Regions from separate parts of the Homo sapiens genome. Here region 1 is linked to region 2. Evidence: chromatin contacts called from ENCODE POLR2A ChIA-PET data. All regions are on one chromosome and are shown on one strand. Each heading gives the region's core, a stretch centred on a gene start or an enhancer-like site at or near the end of the contact. The rest is flanking DNA. Distances are from core to core; before and after follow the strand shown. Region 1 overlaps B3GALNT2 (beta-1,3-N-acetylgalactosaminyltransferase 2). Region 2 has its middle 26 kb from the start of LINC01354.

Region 1 (3,886 bases), core at 713-3,212, 960 kb before region 2:
TGTCAGAGTTATGGGGTGAAAATTTTAAATGATACGTTTTGGGAAAAATTTTCTCTAAAAATCTTGCCTGAAAGCATACTTAAAACCTAAATGACAGCAATAAGGAAATTGACTCACTATTCATCTTTCTACAAAAGAGCTTTGAAGGTACAATCGTGTGGGAGAGCCAAGACCTCCACGGCCTTGTGTCAAGAAATCTCCACAAAGTGACAGTGAATGATGGAGGGGGAGTTCTCAGAGTCATTACAGTAAGTCGTTTTTTTTTAAGGTTTAATTGCATATTTTAGCTTCTTTTTAATATATAAAATTGTTCTAAAATTTACCTTAGAGCCCAGGCAGCATGGAGCAATGATTCTTGTGTGTTTTACAACATATATAGTAGCAAATGTTGTTGTCTTCATAGTAAAGGCAAAAACTCAAATATGATCCTGTAACTCCAGCATTAGTGAGTTTACAGTTTTGCTTTAAGATTGATGCATTTTTAAAATGCAATATTTTATTTCTCTTTTTTTTTTTTTTTTTGAGAGGGTCTCACTTTGTTGCACAGGCTGGGGTGCACTAGCACGATCACAGCTCACTGCAGCCTCCACCTCCTGGCTTAAACAATCCTCCCATGTAGCTGGGGCTACAGGTGCGCACCACTACACCCAGCTAACTTTTTGTGTTTTTTGTAGAGATGGGGTTTCACCATGTTGCCTAGGCTGGTTGCAAACTTCTGGGCTCAAGTGATCCGCCCACCTACGCTTCCCAAAGTGCTGTATTACAGGCATGAGCCACTGCACCTGGCCTATTTCTCAGTAATTTTTAAGTTAGCATTCTTTAAGAATACTTGCTCAGTAGTATTCAGAGTATTTACTATCTCACCTTGAAAATAAAACCTCAGTTAAAATACTATAATTAGCCAGGTGCGGTGGCTCATGCCAATAATCCCAGAACTTTAGGAGGCTGAGGCAGGTGGATCACTTGAGGCCAGGAGTTTAACACCAGCCTGGGCAACATAGCAAGACCCCATCTGTACTAAAAATACAAAAACTTAGCCAGGCATGGTGGCGCATGCCTGGAATCCCAGCTACTCAGGTGGCTGAGGCATGAGAATTGCTTGAACCTAGGAGGCAGAAGTTCCAGTGAGCTGAGATCACACCACTGCACTCCAGCCTGGGTGGCAGAGTGAGACTCTGTCTCAAAACAAACAAACAAACAAAAAAAACTACTATAGATAAAAATATTGGAAAATAAGGCGGGGTGTGCTGGCTTATGCCTGTAATCCGAGCACTTTGGGAGGCTAAGGTGGGTGGACCACTGGAGGTCAGGAGGTCAAGACCAGCCTGGCCAACATGGTGAAACCCCGTCTCTACTAAAAATCCAAAAAAAAAAAAAATTAGCTGGGCCTGGTGGTGCATGCCTGTAATCCTAGCTACTTGGGAGGCTGAGGTGGGAGGATTGCTTGAACCCCAGAGGTGGAGGTTGCAGTGAGCCAGGATCATGCCACTGCACTCCAACCTGGGCAACAGAGCGAGACTCCATCTCAAAACAAAACAAAAAAAAATAGAAAATAAGATTGAGTACTTTCATTTATTTTGCTGAAGCAACTCTGGGATTTCTGACTCTCATATTTCTCATTCGGCTTTGCTTTAAATTTAAAACAGTTTGACAGGTGAATTTCTCAAAGTAAATATAGGTCAATAAAGCAGGTATATGAAGACTTAAAATGAACTTTAGTAAACAAACGGTCTGTACGGTGGAATCATAGACAATCTTTTATTCTCCTCGATCTCCTGTCCAATGATTAGGAATGTACTTGGCATTTAAATTCACAAGCTTAGTGAATGAATATTAACCTCATTTACATGGATTAATTTCTGAGTTGAAATGAATATATGCTACGTTATTACTCATTCAAAAAACATTTCCTGCATACCTGTGGTAAGGCAGAAACAATGGCAGGGTAAAATAGACATACTAGTGGCCCACCGTGGAACTTACAGTCCAGTGAGGAAGAAAGACATTAAACAAATAGACCCATAGATTCATATGTAGTTATACATTTAGATTTGTAGGCCATGTTTAGGATTTCATTCATGTTTAGGATTTAGGATTTATTATGACAGGTAAATTTCATAAAGTAAATGGAGGACAATAAAGATGGTGTTTACTTTAGTAAACACACACACCACTTGTTTACTAAAGTTCATTTTAAGTCTTATGAAAAATTTTTTACTGAAAATAGAAAGTTTTATGGAATTATATCTTTCCTTATTATCTTGCCTCCTTTTCTATTTATGAAACTTTAAAATACCCAGCATATGCCAAAATTCTGTAATATTGGTTACACTAAAAGAAATAAATTGGCCGGGCGCGGTGGCTCACGCCTGTAATCCCAGCACTTCGGGAGGCTGAGGTGGGAGGATCACGAGGTCAAGAGATCAAGACCAGCCTGGCCAACATGGTGAAATCCCGTCTCTACTAAAAATACAAAAATTAGCTGGCTGTGGTGGCGGGTGCCTGTAGTCCCAGCTACTCGGAAGGCTGAGGCAGGAGAATTGCTTGAACCCAGGAGGTGGAGGTTGCAGTGAGCCAAGATCGCGCCACTGCACTCCAGCCTGGCTACAGTGCGAGACTCCGTCGCAAAAAAAAAAAAAAAAAAAAAGGTAGGTTTCTGAGTTGAGAACTAGGTTCAAATGTAAAGACTCAAATGATCTGCCTTTGGGAGTAAAAATTATTATAGAGGGCTAAAGATAGCTTAAACATACAGTTAACCTAAAAAAACAAAAACAAAACCAGGTAACTTTTTAAAGCCTACGCTAAGAAACCCCAGGTACAAATTAAGATTTTCATCACAAATGCGTACAGCTGAGAGTTTTCACTAAGCTTTATTCCCTTGCCAGCAAGTGATGTCAGAAAAATTTTAAAGGCAAAAAGCCAAGTTGTGACCTTTTAGAGAGAAGTTAATAAACAGAAATTACTATTGAGTTCTAAAGCCAAAACAATATAGAAATATACAATAAAAAATAAAGCATAGGCTGGGTGCTGTGGCTCACGCCTGTAATCCCAGCATTTTGGGAGGCTGAGTTGGGCAGATCACCTGAAGTCAGGAGTTCGAGACCAGCCTGACCAACATGGTGAAACCCCGTCTCTACTAAAAATATAAAAATTAGCCAGGCGTGATGGCTAATGCCCGTAATCCCAGCTACTCAAGAGGCTGAGAAAGGAGAATCACTTGAACCCGGGAGGCAGAGGTTGCAGTGAGCCAAGATCACGCCATTGCACTCCAGCCTGGGCGACAAGAGTGAAACTCCATCTCAAAAAACTAAATAAGTAGGCCGGGCGCGGTGGCTCACACCTGTAATCCCAGCACTTTAGGAGGCCGAGACAGGCGGATCACCTGAGGTCAGGAGTTCGAGACCAGCCTGGCCAACATGGTGAAACCCCGTCTCTACTAAAAATACAAAAATTAGCCAGGTGTGCTGGCAGGCGACTGTCAGCTACTTGAGAGGCTGAGGCAAGAGAATCGCTTGAACCCCCGAGGCAGATGTTGCAGTGAGCCGAAATCACGCCATCGCACTCCAGCCTGGGGGACAAGAGCAAGACTTCGTCTCAAAAAAAAAAAAAAAAAAGTAAATAAGTAAATAACAAATAAAGCATATACAGTCTTTTATGGAACTACAACGTTGGAATCTATAGCCTGCCCCTTTAGTAATTTTCACATTTGGCTACGAACTTTTATTTTATTTTATTTTATTTATTTTTTTGAGATGGAGTCTCACTCTGTCACCCAGGCTGGAGTACAGTGGCACAGTCTTGGCTCACTGCAATCTCCTTCTCCCAGGTTCAAGTGATACTCCTGCCTCAGCCTCCAGAGTAGCTGGGATTATAGGCACACACCACC
Region 2 (3,926 bases), core at 568-3,067:
ATGAGATTTTTTTGCAATTTTTTTTTAGCTCATCAGCTGTCGTTAGTGTTAGTGTATTTTATATGTGACCCAAGACAGTTCTTCTTCCAGAGTGGCCCAGAAAAGCCAAAAGATTGGACACCCCTAATCTAAATCTTTTGCAGATTTTGCAGATTTGAGGGCTTTCGTTGTGTTTATCTTGGGGCCTCTCTGGAGTTCCAGGTCAGTGGGGAGGAAGCCTGCAGGCAACAACTTCCAAGGAACCCTTGGGGTGGGGCGGGGGGGGGGTGGGACAGGACCAGCACTGCAGAGGGGCACCTCCTAGTGCCTGGAAATATGTGAAGCAGCACAAGGCTCTAGGAGCACAAGAAGACATGCTTCCTGCCCTCTGGTGACTTAGGATCTAGGCCAAGGACCAATTAGAAGACAATTAAGGACTTAACTGTGAGAGAAATCAACTCTAAGGGTAATAGGAATTTGCAAATAGAGAAGACTTCTATGGCTGTGGATTGGAAAGATTTGAGTAAGGACTTGAAGCCCAGGAAGGATTTGGGTGGAGTGGAAAGAAGGGCAGCAGGGCAGGGCTGAGGGAGTAGAGGAGGCAGAAAGATGGAAAGTCCCCATTATGGAGCGATGAATTAAAATAGAAAATAGCCTGTAATCCCAGCTACTCGGGAGGCCGAGGTGGGAGAATCGCTTGAACCTGGGAGGCAGAGGTTGCAGTGAGCTGAGATGGCACCATTGCACTCCAGCCTGGGCGAAACAGCAAAACTCTATCAAAAAATAATAATAACAAATCAAATAGGAAATAACGACACTACACTTGTCACAGTTCTCCAAAGTAATTTTTATATATTGTCTCCTGTAATTTTCGCAATGCGTTTGGGAATATACAAACCTCTTCTCTGGGCATAGCTGGTTGGGGTGAGGGTGGGACATCTGACTTCAAGTGGACCATTACATCTCTCCCACTCCCATTGGACTTTTGGATTTGCAAGGTGAGGGAGGTTCAAATTATTATTTTAAAAGAATTGTTTTATTTCCATAGGTTTTTGGGGAACAGGCGGTTTTTTGTTGTTGTTGTTGTTGTTTGTTCATTTATTTGTTTTCTGAGACGGAGTCTCACTCTGTTGCCAAGCTGGAGTGCAGTTGCGCGATCTCAGCTCACTGCAACCTCCTCCTCCCAGGTTCAAGCAATTCCCCCGCCTCAGCCTCCTGAGTAGCTGGGACTACAGGTGTGCACCACCACACCCGGCTAGTTTTTTGTATTTTAGTAGAGACGGGGTTTCACCATGTTGGCCAGGATGGTCTTAATCTCCTGACCTCGTGATCCGCCCGCCTCAGCCTACCAGAATGCTGGGATTACAGGCGTGAGCCACTGTGCCCGGCCATGAGTAAGTTCTTTAGTGGTGATTTGTGAGATTTTGGTGCACCCATCACCCAAGCAGTATATATTGAAGAGGGAGGTTCAAATTAGTTTCTTCCAGGCGGCTAAAGCTGTAGGAGGCAAAGTTTGGAAGAATGGAAAAGTAGAGGCACCTGGTTTAATGGAAGGGAGAGAGAGGGGAATGGAAGAAGAAGCTTGTGTTCAGATATTCAGAGGGGGGCAGGAAAGAAAAATGAAGAGCTGCCAATGTTAGAATCTAGGGCCAAGTTGGATTGAGACATCCCACAATTCTTACACCAAAGACCCATTTTTACTGAGTCATGTTGAATTTCTCCTTTCAATAAAAACATTCCTAACTAATATACACACCTTGTCTCATTTCATTTTGCAATAGCCCTTCTAACAAGATTAGTTTCATCATTTCCCTTTTATGGGCCACTTAGGTTTCAAGAAAGAAATGAGACTTAGTGAGAAATGTGCCCAAATCATCATCAACTGGTATGTGATTGAAACTTCATTCAAATCCACATCTGATTTCAAAGCCCAGGGTCTTCAACTCCTCCCCCATAGCACTGTCTTCATTTCCTAGGAGTGCCAGGAACAAAGCACTACAAACTGGGTGGCTTGAAACAACACAAGTTTATTGTCTCACAGTTCTGGAGACTAGAAATCTGAGATCGAGGTGTCAGCAGGACCCACTCCCTCTGAAACCTGCAGGGGAGAGTCCTTTCTTGCCTCTTTTAGCTTCTGGTGATGCTGATAACCCTAGGTGCTCCTTGACTTGTAGCTGCAGCACTTCAATCTCTGTCTTCCCATGGCCTGCCCCCTCCTGTGTCTGTGTCTCGGCATCTCTCCTCCTTTAGTAAGTGCACCAGTCATATTGAATTAAGGGCCCTCTCTACTCCAGCATACCTCATCTTAACTTGGCTACATCTGCAAAGACCCTATGTCCAAATAAGGTCATGTTGACAGGTACTGAGGTTAGGACTTCAGCATTTCTTCTTGGGAAACACAATGCAACCCATCATGTGGTTCCAGAGAATGAAATCTAACTGAAAAAAGAACTGAGGCCAAAAGATGCAGCGAATTACCCAGGTGGCTGAGCCAGTAAGTGGTTAGCCAGAGCTCACACTAGCTCTCTCTCTCTCTCTGCTCTGTTCTCTCTCATGTTATGGCTGGGATAGTGTGGTGAAAGGAAGACATCTTGGACCCCCAAAATCACTAAGGAAAACTCAAGCCCAGAACTGCTTAGGACGAACCTGCCTCCCATTCTATTCACAGTCACTCCTCTGCTCACTGAGATAGATGCATATCTGATTTCCCTCCTTTGGAAAGGCTAATCAGAAACTCAAAAGAATGGATCACCTGTCTGTGACCTGGCAGCTCCCTCCCACTTTGAGTCTTCCTGCCTTTGCTTCAAGTTGTCCCACCTTTCCAGACTAAACCAATGTACTTCTTACATATATTGATTGATGTCTCATGTCTCCCTAAATGTATAAAACCAAGCTGTGCCCTGATCACCTTGGGCACATGTCATCAGGACTTCCTGAGGCCGTGTCACGGGCATGTCCTCACCTTGGCAAAATAAACTTTCCAAATTAACCGAGACCTACCTCAAATTTTCGGGGTTCACAGTGTATTAGTCTGTTCTCATGCTGCTAATAAAAGACATATCCGAGACTGGGTAATTTATAAAGGAAAAAGGGGTAATGGACTCAGTTCCACCCAGCTGAGGAGGCCTCACAACCATGGCAGAAAGCAAAGGAGGAGCAGTCACATCTTACATGGCAGCAGGCAAGAGAGAGCTTGTGTAGGGGAACTCCCATTTATAAAACCATCAGATCTCATGAGACTTATTCACTGTCACAAGAATAGCACGGAAAGACCTACCCCCATGATTCAATTACCTCCCACTGGGTCCTTCCCACGACACATGGGAATTATGGGAGCTACAATTTAAGATGAGATTTGCATGGGGACACAGCCAACCCATATCAGATAGGTAAAGATATCTTATAGGCACAGGAGAAAGGTCACAGAAAATAATATAAATTTGAGATGTTTTGACAAAAAGCAGATGTTTAAATCTTTGATGAGCTTGCTAAAACAGAGCATAAAGAAGCTAAAAGGACAATGGGAACAAGGAGTGAGGAAAAAAGAGGAGCTAGCAATCAAAATACAGCAATCGGTTTATTCAGTTGTTCATTGATCCCATTATTAAATGGGCACAGTGGAGTGTCACTCATCTAGTAAATTTTCAGTGTGTGGTGGCCATTATAAATGTGTATTTGTGTGTTTAAATGAGTGGGTGACATTTGTTTTCTCCTGTCCTCTGTTATACGTCTTTGGATAATTCCAAAAGATGACTTGGCTTTATAGTCTTGCAAGAACTAAGATTTTTGGCCTGAAACTTAGTCTTGGCCATCAGTAGTAAATTTAAAACTAACATCCCTCAGGAAGTACTAGAATTAGCTAAACAAGGGAAGGAAAAAATGGATAAAGTCTGTGACTAATAATAGTACAGATAATGCGACAATTCAGTTCATCTCTGGAAACTCCT

Evidence for each region. ChIA-PET counts read pairs that join two places held with the same protein, here RNA polymerase II (POLR2A).
Region 1: POLR2A ChIA-PET joins it to region 2 with 15 read pairs in PC-9. The contact joins two enhancer-like sites. POLR2A ChIA-PET finds 5 or more read pairs at or near these places in 2 of 52 experiments (PC-9 and activated CD4-positive, alpha-beta T cell).

What each region holds. Positions count from the first base shown.
Region 1 is chr1:235,467,212-235,471,097 of GRCh38, reverse strand. B3GALNT2 (beta-1,3-N-acetylgalactosaminyltransferase 2) reads left to right here. Exons shown (of 12, transcript NM_152490.5): 6 at 138-248. Among named protein-coding and RNA genes, the nearest start is that of B3GALNT2, 35 kb to the left of the region's middle. Within about 2 kb of position 1,962, at least 4 of the 41 ENCODE cell types and tissues checked have a DNase peak (open chromatin) inside an H3K27ac peak, as active enhancers do; they include PC-9, where a contact is called at or near this core.
Region 2 is chr1:234,503,687-234,507,612 of GRCh38, reverse strand. No RefSeq gene overlaps it. Among named protein-coding and RNA genes, the nearest start is that of LINC01354, 26 kb to the left of the region's middle. Within about 2 kb of position 1,817, at least 3 of the 41 ENCODE cell types and tissues checked have a DNase peak (open chromatin) inside an H3K27ac peak, as active enhancers do; they include PC-9, where a contact is called at or near this core.